Linked DNA regions of Homo sapiens: region 1 is linked to region 2. A link is a loop called in an ENCODE intact Hi-C map of the cell type or tissue named here. Cell type or tissue: GM12878. All regions are shown on one strand. Region 1 has its middle 440 kb from the start of XYLT1. Region 2 holds the start of LOC102723692 (a long non-coding RNA gene).

Region 1 (8,000 bases), 110 kb before region 2:
GGACTTGTGAGTTTTTGGGAAAAATAAAGCCCAGATGGGTCCTGTGTTTTCTGTGGGTGTTGTTATTATTTATTTTTATTTATTTTATTATACTTTAAGTTCTAGGGTACATGTGCACAACGTGCAGGTTTGTTACATATGTATACATGTGCCGTGTTGGTTTGCTGCACCCATTAACTCGTCATTTACATTAGGTATTTCTCCTAATGCTATCCCTCCCCCATGCCCCCACCCCACGACAGGCCCCTATTATTATTATTTTTGAGATGGGGTCTCGCTCTTGTCAGCCAGGCTGGAGTGCAGAGGCGCATTCTTGGCTCACTGCAACCTCTGTCCCCTGAGCTCAAGAGATCCTCCCTCCTCAGCATCCTAAGTAGCTGAGACCCCAGATGTGTGCCACCACGCCTTGCTACGTTATTTTATTTATTTATTTTTGTTAGAGACAGGGTTTTACCATGTTGCCCAGGCTGATCACGAACTCCTGAGCTCAAGCAATCTGTCTGCCTCTGCCTCCCAAAGTGAGGGGATTACAGGTGTTAGCCACCGTGCCCGGCCCTGTGGGTATCATTATTGAAGGTGCTTTTGTTTTCTGTTCTGGATGGCTCAGAGGTGTCTCTTGAAGTGTCATCTCCGTGGACCACAGATTCAGCCATAGGTATCCACACCGATGCTCTAGTATCATACACACACTGCACAGGCCTGCAGCAGTCATTGTTGCCATTGACAAATATTTGTTACCAAGGTTTCCACCCCTTGCAGAATACCCACGCTAGTCTTGCGGATGTATCATCCTAGGAGTGGGTCAGTTCTGTATTCAGACTCCAGAGCCGAGCCCCCTGTGGCAGAGTAGGAGTGCCCAAACCTGCAAGATCCTACAGCCGTGCTTGCCATCTTGAGATGTAGATAACATTTTTATCATTCTCTTTAAACTATTTTTCTTATTTTGTTGAGGTATAGCTTATATACACTAAAATGCACAAATCCTAAGTATACGGATCAATGGATTTGTATACAGGTATATGCCTTAGGTAACCACCATCCAGATCTAGTCACAGAACATTTTCATTACCTTAGAAAAATCCCTCATGACCTATTAAAGTTACCCCACTGTTGGATGTAACCACTGTCTGATCTCAATCACTGTAGCTTAGCTTTCCTGTTTTTGCCATTCATATAAATGGCATGATCCAGAAGGTACTCTTTTGTTTCTAGCTTCTTTTGCCCAAAATATTTTTGAAAATCATCCATGTTATTTGGTTTTACCACATTTCATTCTATTTGTATTAATGTTTCGTATTACATTGTATTTGCATACAGCAATTATCTCTTTTCCTTTTTATAGACCTTTGCATTGTTTCCAGTTTGGGACTAGTAAGAATAAAGTTTCTATGAGCATTCTTGTACAAATGTTTTTGTGGGCATCCATGAGATGGTTTGGCTGTGTCCCCACTCAAATTTCATCTCAAATTGTAATCCGCATATTTCAGGGGAGGGACTTAGTGGGAGGGAGGTGATTGGATCACAGGGGTGGTTTCCCCCATGCTGTTCTAGTGATAGTGAGTTCTCGCAAGATCTGATGGTGATGTAAGTGACGATTTCCCCTGCTCTCTCTCTCCTGCAGCCTTGTTAAGGATGTGCATGCTTCTCCTTTGCCTTCCACCGTGATTGTAAGTTTCCTGAGGCCTTCCCAGCAATGCAGAACCGTAAGTCAATTAAACCTCTTTCCTTTATACGTTATCCAGTCTCTGGGAAGTTCTTTATGGCAATGTGAAAAATGGCCTAATATAATACATACTTGTTTCTCTTGGGTATAACTCTAAGATTGAAACTGGGGTCTTATTTAATTTTATTGGGAACTGGCAAATTGTGTTCCAGAGTAATTGAGTTACTCTGTATTTTATATTCCCATTAGCATTGTGTGGGAGTTCCAGTCACTCTACATCCTTGCCAATACGTCTATTATTCTTTTTTATTCCATCCCAGTCTACAGGAAAACTGGATGCTTATTTTCTCCATCAGAGTTTTCCGCCATGTTGTACTTTCTGCCATATTGTATATATGTTGCTGTTCCTACTGGGGACATATACACCAAAGTTTAAGATCATGGTTTTTCATTTTCACCCTGGATTTCTCCGAACTGCCATCCAGCTTTCCTTCTCCCCTACCTTAAATCTTACTTACTTTAATTCTGTTTGGAAAAGTGGAAAGTAATATAGATCAAGTAGCTATCTCCTATTATATTCAAAGTAAAATGTATATTAGAGAAGTAGGTATAAGAAAATCTTCATTTAGGGCCAGGCACAGTGGCTCATGCCTGTAATCCCAGCACTTTGGGAGGCAGAGGTGGGTGGATCACCTGAGGTCAGGAGTTCCAGACTGGTCTGGCCAGCATGGTGAAACCCCGCCTCCACTAAAAACACAAAAATTATCTGGGTGTGATGGTGCACGCCCATAATCCCAGGTACTTGGGAGGCTGATGCAGGAGAATTGCTTGAACCCAGGAGGCAGAGGTTGCAGTGAGCAGAGATCACTCCACTGCACTCCAGCTTGGGTGACAAAGTGAGACTCCATCTCAAAAAAAAAAAAAAAAAAAAGTCTTCATCTGGGGGCAGTCTAGTGTAATGGAAAATTCTAGAATTCTGGACTCAGATGGCCCTGTCCCTTACTGACTGTGACTTTAGACACATGATTTAATAGCATGGAATTTCAGATTCATTGACTATAAAATACAGAGAGTAAAAATTCAATGACATAAAGGAGGTAAAACAGTATGCTACAGACTAGGTAATTCTTCTCAAGTACATTTCAATTTTAGTTTGTATCAGACAGGATGTGCTGTGGTTACCACACGCAGCCCCCAAATCTCAGTGGTTTAGCATGATGGAAATTTGTTTTTTACTCACATTCTATTTCTAACCCTGGTTGTTGGAGCTCTCTCATCAGTCACTTAGGAACCTAGTCTAAAGGAGATGTCACTTTGGCTCCAGGTTGCATGAATAATAGCATTGAGTGCTAGTGGGGGAAGGGGGTATGGTGGTAAATTCGGGTGTCCAGTCAGCAAATATGTGCTGAGGAACCTATTCTGTGATAAACATTGGAAAGACAGAAACAAACAAAAAATACTGTACCTGCTTCCAGGAGCTCACAGCATAATAACAGCAATAACAAGGACAACAGCAACTGTAGCTGCAGCAGCGAAAAGTTACTGATCACTTATGAAGCCCAGCACTGTATCAAGAACTTATTTTATGATGCAGATGTTTTCCCAATCAGAAAACTCAGATAAGGGAAAACAGAATTTTATTTTTCTGTAACTGAATTTCATTTTACTCTTAAGCACCCACTTCCACTGCAAAATTGAATTAGAGAAAATGTAATCACTTCTGGTTTAAAACTCAGTCTCTTGTGGATACTGCTCAGTTGACCCAACTTTCTACCCTTTGCATTTCTCTCTGTCTTTCCCACTGTGTTTAAAGTTCCTGGTGTGAGGTGCAGGCTTTAGTATTAAGGCATGCCAGACTTTGGGAAGTATCATCTGTTGTTACCTGTCCCCACCTAGTGTAGTTATGTGTCCCTTTGTTTCTACCACTGCTGATTGATCGTGGTTCTGTATCTGTTTTGGGGTCAATACATCCACATCCCTAATCCCCAAATGTGAGAATGTTTTGGTCCTCTGGTTCTCACGGCCACTTCTGTGCCCTTCGTGGAAACTTAGGTGCTTCCGGCTGCTCTCTCCACACCACACTGGCATGAGGATCTGCAAGGCTGCCCTCAGTCTTCCCCACCCAGAAAATCCCCATGGCCATTTCTACTCTGTGGCTTGGGTACCATGTAGGTCAAAGAACTTCTCTATAAATCGTACAGACTCCTGGGAACTGTAGCAGTGGCTCCCCTGCTCTGGGATTTCCCTAAACTTATTTATGGCTTCTTTCATCATCCTTACCCTAGACCATAGTTATTCTGTTTATCCAGGATCAACGTATACAAGTGTAATGGTTTTAAGTGACCTTAAATAAATGCCCCTGAAAAGATAGGCCAATCAGTGTTCCAGCTGCAGATGGAAACTAATCACTACTATTTTGTAATAGGGATAATAATGGTGTAAGTTCAGGACTGAAATACAAGCAAAGGCCTGAAGCCAGAATCAGTATGAATTAGGATTCTGTGTCCATTCATCATGAAGGCTGATCAGTTGTTGGCTTTGAACAGAAGGCTCATGCCTTGATTAGAGCTGTCAGTGGTAGGGAGTAAATTAAAATGTGTTTGTGCTCCACTAGTGTGTTTGAATTTTAAATCACTGGAAATCCCTGTGTGGCCTAAACTAGAAGTTTTCTCATATGCAAAGGGATGGAGTTGGAACAGATAGTTGATCCCTAAGTACCCTTCCAGCTATGAGGTATTCTGTTTCATAATAGGATGGTAAACAATCTTAACTCATTCCTTTGTAACTTAATTTTTCTGCATCAGGGAAGAATAGCAGCCAGTGCTTGGTATTTAAGCAAAACATACATTTATAATTCATTTATATGCAGTCATATATATTATAAATGGGAATCCAAAGGATACCACCCTTAATAAGCAAGTGAGAATTTATGAACTCCTTTGCTTCCAACCCACTACTATTATTTATCTTATATTAATGGCCTCTCTACCCAGTAGACTGCTCTAAGTCTATTAACTTTCTTTTTTAAAATGGCATCTTTCAGATTTGGTGCAAGCCATTGGGCTGTAGGCTCATTTGCAATTTCTCCATTTTTTATGAATACAGTGATTTATGTCACGGGGATGTAATGGCTCATTTTGGGTCTAATTTTGACTCCCACTTGGATTCAAGGCATCTGAGCATGTCTTATGGGCTCAACAAGCATCTAGTTGAATGAGTTGATTTTCATGATGATGATAGTTGTAAGGGGCAATTGAGAAGGTGGTTTATAAATGAGGCCTTGGGGAGAATGACATAGTTATAATGACTGCTGGCTTTGGGGACAGACATTCTTAGTCCCACTTTCTATCTCTGTAATATTGAGGGAGGTTAACTAGATTTGAGGGGCCTTGTTTATGTATCTACAAAATGAGCACAATTATAACCAAGCTCCTATGGTGGTAATTAAGAGTTCAACATGGTAATGTATGTAAAGGGACTTAGCAACTTGCCTTGCACAGAGTAAGTGTTCAATAAAGCTTAGCTGCTATTGTAATGTCTACCCCACACCTGGTCCCATGAACTTATTTCTGAACTTTTCATCACGGAGGACTGTAGGGAGAAGCCAACAGAGCTGTTTTCACAAGGGACCATGTGAAATGTTAAGGTGGGTCCAGAGGTCCTGGAATTTACATTTAAAGCCAGGAGCTAAAAAAATGAGAATTATTACTGTTCCTGACCTCATTTGTCCCTCGGGCTGGTGAGGCTTAGGGTACATTTATATTTGCTTTCTTATATCTATACCTTTCTTTTAGTCTTGGTGTTTTTCACATTGACAGAGCCACAAACTAACTAGAAGGCTACATACTCCTCAGTAAGAATAGCTAACATTTGCAGCATGTACTATATGTCAGGCACAATCCCATGTGGTTTTACAGGAATATCTAATAGAACCCTCACAATAATCTTTTGAGGGAGATCATTATTGTATAATTGAAAAAGCAGAGGCTTAGTGAGATGAAACAATTTTTGGTTTGTATCAGTCAGTATGAGCTGTGTTGTGCTGTGGTAACAAGCAGCTCCCAAATCTCAGTGGTTTGGCATAATGGAAATTCATTTCTTACTCTTACTGTATTTCTAACACTGACTATTTGGAGTTTTCTCATCAGTCACTTTGGAACCTAGGCTAAAGGAGACTTCACTTTGATACCACATTGCACAAATGATAGCACTGAGTGCTAACTGGAGTAAATTCGGGTTTTGAGCCATTTATTCAACAAATGTCATCAATAAAAGAAGGAGCTGGCATTCAAGTCTTGCCTGTCTAGAACACTCAATCTTAAGCAACCCATTGTGAACATAATCCCATAGCCCTCAAAGGCCTCACCTTTTCACCAACTAGTTCTGTTCCTTTTGTGATTGATGATGCAATTTCAGTGTTTTAAATGTTGTATTTACATTGATTGGGGCTGCTGAGATCATTCACACAAATATGTCTAGCCATAAATTCCAGAGAAACTGTGCCATGCAGTTCCAAATTCCTTCACTTCTCCCACCAGTACAAGGGCTTCATAGGAGCAAAGATTTGCAAATGATGTTCCCATCCAACACTTAACACTTCTTATTTTTAATCGAGACATCTTCTGCTCACCACTTTTGGCACTCTGCTTGTGCAGCCTTCTCTAGTCTCCAGACAACAGCTATTTTCTCTGTTAGCCAATTACCCTCCACTGAAGGTTCCAGTATCCTCATACCTGCAGAAAAAAATTACCTGGAAAGAATGCACTTTTCTCAGGGCCCAGACGGTGATGGATTGTACCATGATGGTTTTTGTTCACCTACACCGGTGGATTTTCCTTTCCTGCTGGAGGAAAAGATCTCATTCTGCAAATGCACTAATGATGTGTAATTATCATCGCTGCAAGCCTTCTACGCATCTGGGCTAATGGTTCCAGCTTCCATGATGATTCTCATATGTTACCCAATTCCATATTTGAGTGGTTCTGTCCTGCCCCTGGTAACAGTAACAGTTGGCTTCTAGACAAACTTAAATATCCTGGCTTTATATACCTGGCTCATAGCATGTGATGATAATAGCAATCACCACATAAGTTTCAATCATATCTTTACTCACAGAAGGGAGATACTCTTGGTTGAATATTTAATTCAGTTTTGTTAAAACTTGAAGTCTTCTTGAAACAGCGCTGCCTGACAGAAATATTTAACGTCAGGAATTCATGAGCAATGGGACCCCAAGGTCAAAAAAGGGGAATGAGTAGTCAAATCCAGCCTTGCTTGTCACAGCAGACTGGAGCTTCAGGAATTATTAAGCAGGCAGTGGGAAGAACAAAGGGGATAATGTTCTTTCCATTGAAGTAATTTTTCTCAATGCAAAATGCTTTTTCGGAGTCCATGTGGGTTAATTTCCACCCATTTTGCATGTAGGAGACATGCATCCAAGTCCTCAGTCTCAGAGTTGGAAGAAATATTTTTTCTTTATTTTCCTTATTTCTAGTAAACTTCACCCCAAACCCTCAAACAGTTAGGTTGCTTAAAATAAAAACAATTTTGGTCAATACTGAGGCTTCCCTACCCCTAGAGTTTGTTTATTACAGTAGTTATTGAATTGAATCCTTGAGATAGGACTTTCTGTTGATGTGCATACTACCTGAAACCATGTGACCCTCTTCTTCTATTTTAACATTGGAGCCCAAGACCCTTTTGTGGGGTTGCTGTCCCCTTACCCTGGGGTCCTGCTTTCAGAGGGGTACTTGATAGCTTCTCCTTTGATATCTAAATTTCTTGGGTGCTGCTCCTTCATAAAGGCCAAAGTTCCCACTGTTTGCAAGACACTCACTTCCCAACTGCAACCCCCTTTCCATTTCTAGGGGTGGAAATCCTGCCTCTTCCTGCTAGTTTTCCCTTCCTTGGTCTGATAAATCCAGTTCATGTCTTTATCTTGTGAATCCTCTGCAAATTGCTATGGCAAAAATCCCTAAGATCTCTTTTGAGATGGAAGACCAAACATACAGCAAAGAAAACACAGATTAATAATTCAAAAACATATCTGCCACTGGTAAAAAAAAAAAAAAAAAAAAAAATTAGAATCAAACCATTAATTTCTCCTTACACTTTCTCCTGCAGCAGTGAATATACTACAAAGCTTGGTTTCTGTGATAATAGGAATAAGGCTTACTGAGCTATATTGCATTTCCTAATTGGATCATTCTTCAACCATTTTATCTCATGGGTATCTACCCTGCCTTTTATGGTTGGGGTGGTTTTCTTTTCCTCCCCCTCTTAGATCTTAATTTTGCAAACAAGGACTGAGAAGTGGCATTAAGATCAGCCTCATTAT
Region 2 (8,000 bases):
CACTGTATAACTAACTCATCAGGTAGTTTTTGATGATTATCTCCTTTACACTTCACAACACCTTATGATACAAAAATGATGAGTATTACTCTTCTCATTTCACAGATGAGGAAACCGAAGCTCAGAGAGATGAATGACTTGCCCAAGGTCAATAGCTTGTAAGCAGAGTTTAAACTGCAGGTCCTGGGTTCCTAACCCACACTAGTCTCCCTTTAAACTAAATCAGAAACTTTACGGAGAGAGAAGCCGAGGGATGTGAGGAGGTGATGGGACAGTGTCACAGCCCTGCGGAAACCTTGCTGGCCAGGGATGAGACACCAGGTGGGAAACCTGCCTGTGTTTTCAGAGAGTTAGTGAACAATCTTCTTCCCCCCAGCCCCGTCAGAGACTGACGCTAAAAAAAAAAGATGCTATGTTGTTAAATGAACAAGAAAAAGAAGGAGAGTGATTAGAGGCACTTCTGGGAATCTATCCTAAGGAAATAATCAAAAGAGAGAATGGAAAAAAAGGGCTTTCTGAGAAAAGATATTCATCAGAACATTATTTACAAGGGTACATTACTGACAATGGCAACAGTGAAGGGCCAGATTAAGCAAACTCTGGAACTTCTGCTCAATGGAATACTAGAGGCATTAAAAGGAATCATTATCATTGCGGAAGCTACTGAGCAGCGTGGAGAAATGGGGGCTAATAGTATAATGCCAAGGGAAGAAAACAGGATACCCAATTCTTGTTGCAATTATGTAAATATCCAAAATGCATATTGCTTCAGAACAAAAGAAAGGGTACACAACGTGAAAGTCTTGACTGGCTTAGGGAAAGAGATGAGAGGAGAAGGGATTATGTTGAATTATTTTCCTACCTCCCCCTCATCTTCTAGAACACTCTTTCCTGAAGTGTTGGCAGTTAGTGGTAGATGAGACAATTGTAAGGGGTGGTTGAGAAGTTTCAACAATAGTTCTGCCTATTAATTTTCTTTGTGATATTTTTAGGTGTGATGACATTATGGTGAATGTTTTTAAAAGAGTTATTTTTCAGAGATACATTATTAAAATATTGATGGCTGAAATGATAGGATGTCTGGGATTGACTTCAAACTGATCCGGGAGGAGGCGGAAGGTGGGTGAAGATGAAAATGAAACAAGATCAGCCCCGAGTTGGAAACTGCCGGGGCTGGGTGACGGGAACATGGGGTTCCACTGTTCTATGTTGTACATCTTTGACATTTTCCATCAAAAAAAGTTTTGTACCTTCCACTTAAGACAAATGCTACATATGATATGGTGACAAAAAGCTTCCTTCTAAAGTATATATATGTAGCATGAAGAATGAGTAAAATCATTGGGTACATAGGATATCTGGTATCTGAGAAAGTAAAGCACAGCTTGGATTGGAAATGCCACGCACGCTAGGAGGGTGGCGTTAGATGAGTTTTGGGCAAAGGAAGAGAGAAAGCATAGGGTGGCATTGCATTGCAGATCCCTAAAGAGGAAGAAGGACCCCCACTCTGTACCCTGAGCCTCCCCTCCTGCTTCTCAGCTCTCCTCTCTGCATCCCATATAGGGCTCACCGGCAGCTGTTCTCCCCATCCGTGTGCAGGGACGTCTCGGCCCGTCGAAGACCCAGGCGGGCAAAGGAGTGGTACAAGGTGAGTGTCACGTCGCTCAGGCTGTGGATGCCGTCAGGCTCATCGTAGACATTCTCCCAGTAGGAGCGCAGGCCCGGGGTACCTGCAGGGTAGTTCCCGTACAGGTAATAGTCCAGCTGCCCAATGATTTCCTGATTCACCACGGCTTCAAACTTGCGGGCAAAGAAGGTAGGCCGGGCTGTCTGCTGTACTCATGGGATTAAAAATAGAAAAGCCACATCAGCGAGTGCTGGGGGTTGGGGGGAACCTAAGGGCATATCCTGTGGTTAGAAGCAAAGCTCTGCTGGACCCGAATTAGCTCCGATACTTTTTGCACCTCTGTGTTCTCAGTTTCAACATCTGTAAAATGGGTTATAATAAGGGTGTGAGTTAATCTGTGCAGAACATCTAAAGCAATGATAGGCACTTAGTAAGCATCATTTCTTAGTAAGCATCATTTAGATGTCTGTTAAATAAACTAAATAATTTTAGATGGTAATAGCTGGGATGGATCTCAGACATCATTTAGGTACAGGTCACAGGCTAGTAATCTAGGGCAAATAAATACAGCCTGCAGATGTATTTTAGCTAGCCATATTTAAAACATGAAAGAGTTCACGGAAATTCTTTTGGCTTCTCTTTAAACAGCAATAGATCTGGCAACCCCAGGCCCACACTCCACATGGTAACAACTGGTTAAAGCTGAAGGGTGGTGGCTGTTCCTTTAGACAGCACCTAGGTTCTTCTGCTCACTGCAGTCTCCACCATGCCCTATTGCCTCTTTGGTATTTCAGCCAACTTGCAGACTCACAAGGGATCGGAATCTCTGGGACTTTGAAAAATTCAGATTCCAGGCCAGGCACACACCTGTAGTCCCAGCTGCTCAGGAGGCTGAGACAGGAGAATCACTTGAACCTAGGAGGTGGAGGTTGCAGTGAGCCGAGACTGCCGCTGCACTCCAGCCTGGGTGACAGAACAAGACTCTGTCTCAGAGAAAAAGGACCTACTGAGTCAATAGCTCTGGAGTGTAGCTCAAAAAAAAAAAAAAAAAATTCCCAGGTGATTATGATTCAGTGTTTCAGGACCACTGATAGCAACCAAACTCTCAAGGCAACAGGCCCAGAGATGGTAAGGGACTTAGCTGAGAACACACAGCAAGTCACTATCAGAGATGGGACGAAGAGTCAGGGTCCAGGGTTAAAGAAATACTAAGCACCTGTAAGCTACCAGGTGTTATACTTTATATTCAGTAAAAGGCCAGACAGTAAATATTTAAAATAGCTTTGAAACCTTCAGCTTCGCTTTTATAGCATAAAAGCAGCCACAGACAGACAAGAGACTAAATAAATAGGTATGGCTGTGTTCCAACTAAACTTCATTTATAGAAGCAGGCAGTGGGCTGACTTTGGCCCCCAGGGCTAGAGTTTGCTGACCCCTTGTGTAGGGCTGCGGAGACAAATAAAACACAGGTCTCTCCCTTGAGGAGCTTATTATTGTCTAGTGTTATTATTGACCTAAAGTTGGGTCCAGCACTGTTTTCATGGTGGTAGATTAATAGCAGCAACAACTACTGACCACACACAATACGCAGGGCAATGGACTTATGTCATTACCTCTAATTTTCCCTGTAACTTGGCAAGGCAGGTATTATGATTCCCATTTTACAGATGAGAAAACTGAGCTCAGAGAGGCAAAGCGATATGTACAGACTCACACCATTGTAAGATTTGAAGCCCAAATGCATGACTCCAAAATCCAAGCCCTTTCTACTGTATCACTCCAGGACTGAGGCAACTGAGTAAACTGGGAAGCCCCCTGATCGTAAGTACCCTTGGTGTTATTCTAAACATCTCATTGCCAGTCTGCTTCAGGAAACCTCTCTGTGGTGGGGAGCACAGCTTAGCACTGTAGAGAGTTAGACCACCTGAATTCAAATCCTCATTTGGCTACCGTCTAGCTGTGCAGGTCAAGTTACTCAAACTCTCTGGGCCTCAGCATCCTTAAAATGGGTTACTAGCATAGTGTCTAGCACATAGTGTAGGCTGCTCTTTGATTATTATCACCAGCCCCTTGTTACCAGGAACCCATCTAGGGGCAGAACAAACTCCTTTCTCTGCCTGCGATTCCGACCATAGCTGGATCTTCTAACAAACAGGGCACGTTACCATATTATTCTTTCTCTCCAAGTTCTTCGCGCAAGAACTCTGAGTTCCTTACAGGCAGCAGTGTCTTGACTCTAGATCTTGGGGGATATTCTTAATCTCTGCTTGCTGTGAACACATGAGGCACTCCTTGTCAGAGGCTACAATGTCCCCAGGATGCCGGGCTAGGATACAAATGCTTGTGCCTGGGGGAGTGCAGGGCTCTGGGAATCAGCACGTGGAGGTTTTGTGCTCTAAGTGATGAAGATTCTCTGCGATTAGGGCAGTGAGGGACGGGTCCTCTCCAAACATGGGAATTCATTGAATAGGTCAAACAAACATTCCCCTGCAACCCTCTTTCGGCTCAGCATATCCTTTCTGCAGGGAAGATGTGAGTTTAGGCAGCCCCCTGTCTGCCAGCTTAAGGTGGCTGGAGCTGCTGTGTGGGAACCTTAAGGGGAATACGAACGACAGAAAACCTGCAGTGTACTCTGCATTCATACAGGCACAAAAACCAGGAAGGCAGCAGGGACTGCTGGAAAAAAACCCCACTTGGAACACCCCTCCATGCCTTCGTTTCCTTACCTGAACAATAAAAGTGATGTCTGCCCCAGTAAAGCCAATGCCCACACAGCCCGGCACAGAGGAGATCAAACACAAACAAACAGCATCCCGCTCCACATCAAGGGCACCTTGGCTGGGTTATGAGCCTGGCATTGTGTCCCTGCCTTCCTGTGTTAGTGGTTTGGGAAGTAGCATACCGTCTCTACACGGTGGCTCTAGTGACCTCAGAGTGATTCGCTTAACCATTCAGTGGCACTCATATTTGTGCTCTCTGCTGCTAGGTGTGGGGAGGGCTGGAGGAAGAAGCCACCATGCTGGCTTGGAGGGAGCAGAGCAGGAAGGGGTGCCCATCTTGGGGCCAAGCACTCTCAGGGCTCATGGTAAGTGGATGAGCATTCCCCACCCTCCTGCTCTGCCCTTCCCCAGAACTGTAAATTGTTAGGCTGCCCAGAGACAGCTGTAAAGGGGATAATGTTCTACCTCTTCTTACTCCTTCAAGTACACAGAACACAGTGTTTTCCCACAGAACACAGTGGTTTCCAAACCTGGCTGCTCCTCAGAAAAGTGCAATTCATTAAAAATACAAATTCGTCGATATCACTGATGAGGGTTTCTCAACCAGAGGTGCTGCTAAGCATCCTACCCATGCATGGGACAGCATGTCCCAACAGAGAATCATCCAGCCACAATGGCAAGAGTTCTGAGGTTGAAAAGCTCAGCCCTAGATATATACTTAAAAGCATATTCCTGGGTACAAATGTAACAAATATTTTGGGAGATTCTGATGAAAAGGGAATAAAGAGAAGATGATATGAGTATGGCCTTTGGAAAGTTTTTTTTAACCTTTCTGTGCCTCACAGTTTTCATATCCCTAAAATGGAATAATAATGAAAGGTCATTTGTTGTTTTTGGGTTAATGAGTCAATGTGGTTAGAACATCCCTGAAGTAAGTGCTCAATAAACACTGGCTATTGTTGATACTGTTAACTATTATTAATTATCAACAGCCAGGTTTGGGCACCATGTGATAAGATGACCTGCAGGTCTGGCCTTGGATTTCTGCAGAGGTTTGTTGGGAAGGCATCACTTAGGAGGCTGGCAGACCATGAGAAAGTCTCACCTGGAAGCGGTGGAAGTCCTGCGGCTTGAAGTCATTGGGGGAGCAGCCGCACCAGTCCACGATGTGCTTGTACTGGCACTTGCAGCCCAGCTTGCGATTCCAGTTGGTGATGCGCAGGTTGTTGTCCACCATGGTGTCGCAGTGGGGGCTGTTCTCCAGGACCGTATGGAAGAAGGACTGCAGGGGAGAGAGGGACCCAGCCTGAGACCTCTCCCAGCCTCCCACAGATGAACTGGGGTGGGAAATGGTGAACCCTTGCTCTGAGTTCATGTAAGAACTGGTTGTTTAAAAGAATGTGGCATCTCATCAGAAGCTGGGCGGCTTCCTGTACAGCTTGCAGAACTGCAAGCCAAATAAACCTCTTTTCTTTATAAATTACCAAGCCTCAGATTTTCCTTCATAGCAATGCAAAAATGTATAACACAACTACCTGACTGTCAAGGGACTCTTATGTTCTCTGCATGCATTTGAGGTCAGCTGCCCATGTGGTCCAACTCAGAGCGCAGGCGGATGCTCTGTCCAACAGACAAATCAAAGGGATTCAAGTCTGACTGACTGACTGGTGTGCTGGAATTTCACCCCTGGGGTAGGGAGACCAGATTGATGGTTGCATTAGACCCAGGGCTTCCTGCATCGCCAGACGGCAACATAGGGAAGGGAGTGGGTGGGGCTGCTTGCTGTCCATGGTACTGAACCAGGTGCCATATTTTCTCCCTAATCCCAGGATTCTTGGCCAACTGCTTTAAGGGATCTGAGAAAGAGGCCATGTTGGATCTGAAAAGAAAAACTAGAGGAGAAACAATCAATCACTGGAGTACTTGAGAGACTGCCAGAGAGTGAGAGAAAGATTTCTATAATAGACAGTCCCAGGCAAATATATTTCCTCCCTGTTCTCTCTCCCTAAGGGAAGCTGTTGGGGAATCTGTGTCTGCCCGTTACAAGTTAATGGGCACAGCCTTCTGATTTCTTCTAAACCAGTCCTCTTGAAGTGGTCTGGGAGAAGGGAGGGAAGGCAGAGATGCAGGAGGTGGGACTGAACAGAGACCCTGGAGTATATGTGCTTGTGTGTGCTGGGGCCAGGGAGGGGCAGAGAAAGCACACACACGGAGCTTTGGTCACCAGTATCGTGGTGGGCGTCTTGATTAAAAATAGCCAAACTCCCAAACAATCTCTTCTAAATGGATGGGTGGGTAAATGAGGCTCCAGCCGCCACCCCCTGCTGACCTTCCTGTGACACTAAATGACAAGCCCATGAACCTGGATTTTAAGCTTGAATTGCCTACAAGCCCAGGGAGGCATACATTCTCCAACAAGCAGTGGGAAGATGTACCCAATTACTGATTGCCCTGTGTCCTTTCATAATGATACAGAAATTCCCTGCAATATAATGGATGAGGAGGTTATCAGAATTGAGAGAAGAGGTGATTGATTTTTGCTGAAATAGGATTAAAAGCTGATTACTTAACATGTGTGCAGAATAGTAAAACCTGGCCCAGTGATGACAAGCTCATCATCCCTCTGGGTGATGGGGGCAGTCAGCCCTCCCCGGAGCTTGGCACTGCCCCAGACACAGGTGAGAGATGTGCTGGGAGTGTGGCCTGCAGAAACACACATAACCTATGTGGTCCCGGGAAGGAACAAGGGACCGTTCATGAGAAATGCCATAGACTCAATAGAAACGGAACCAGCTCTGCACTGTTCTCAAGCTGGATTGGAAATGAGGGTGCAATCAACCTGGAGGTCAGGAAGATGAATCTGGAATCCCTCAACCCAGCTCTGACCGGCAGGCAGCTAAGGGAATGTCAGTGACAATCCTTCAGAACTGGATCCCCTCCCCACTTCTAGATGGGGCTAGGACTGTTTTAGAATACTCTGGATTAATGGAGTATGACTTATGAAACCAACACCCTTTTCTTCAGGGAATAATAGAGCAATGTTCAACATGAGAAAAGGCATGCTTGGTGTAAAAAGGTGGTCATTACATGATTGGTCATTGTGAAGGATGCGTCAAAAGTTGATGTGGCGGCCGGGCATGGTGGCTCATGCCTGCAATCCCAGCACTTTGAGAGGCTGAGGCAGGAGGACCACTTGAGGCCAGGAGTTCAAGACCAGCCTGGCCAACATGGCAAAACCCCATCTCTACTAAAAATACAAAAATTAGCTGGGTGTGGTGGTGGGCGCCTATAATCCCAGCTACTCAGGAGGCTGAGGCAGCAGAATTGCTTGAACTCTGGAGGTAGAGGTTGCAGTGAGCAGAGACTGTGCCACTGCAGTCCAGCCTGGATGACAGAGGAAGACTGTCTCAAAAAAAAAAAAAAAAAAAAAAAAAAAAAAAAAGTTGATGTGGGTGTGTCCTGAAAGGGTCAGCATATACAGTTGTGCAGGTTACACACTACATACCTTTTAGGGGTGCCATCAGCATTGTGGATGTCAGAAGGGTTTTTTAAATAACAGTTTTCTGGAAAATAGCCATAAGGTTCTTGTTCTAACAAAATCTGTGTATCATGTGATTTTTATGACCAATGAAAGCCAAGTATCTTGAGGAAGA

Evidence for each region. Peaks named below come from ENCODE experiments on the same cell type or tissue, not always from the same donor. Only the 100,000 strongest peaks of a DNase experiment are listed, where the experiment ranks them.
Region 1: a loop joins it to region 2, with 5 times the contacts of the local background. A loop is called at or near these places in 1 of 110 quality-filtered maps.

Annotation. Positions count from the first base shown.
Region 1 is chr16:17,024,093-17,032,092 of GRCh38, forward strand. No RefSeq gene overlaps it. Among named protein-coding and RNA genes, the nearest start is that of XYLT1, 440 kb to the right of the region's middle. In GM12878, a CTCF peak has its summit at 3,579; DNase peaks (open chromatin) are centred at 2,899 and 3,789; H3K4me3 peaks cover 1,469 bases; H3K27ac peaks cover 2,761 bases.
Region 2 is chr16:17,132,903-17,140,902 of GRCh38, forward strand. It overlaps XYLT1 (xylosyltransferase 1), which reads right to left. Exons shown (of 12, transcript NM_022166.4): 8 at 5,453-5,629; 9 at 1,571-1,833. LOC102723692 (a long non-coding RNA gene) reads left to right here and starts at 1,602. Exons shown (of 3, transcript NR_135179.1): 1 at 1,602-1,648; 2 at 4,614-4,712; 3 at 5,340-5,830. RefSeq lists an enhancer at 1,852-1,911. In GM12878, a CTCF peak has its summit at 3,060 (motif pointing left); a DNase peak (open chromatin) is centred at 1,919; H3K27ac peaks cover 460 bases.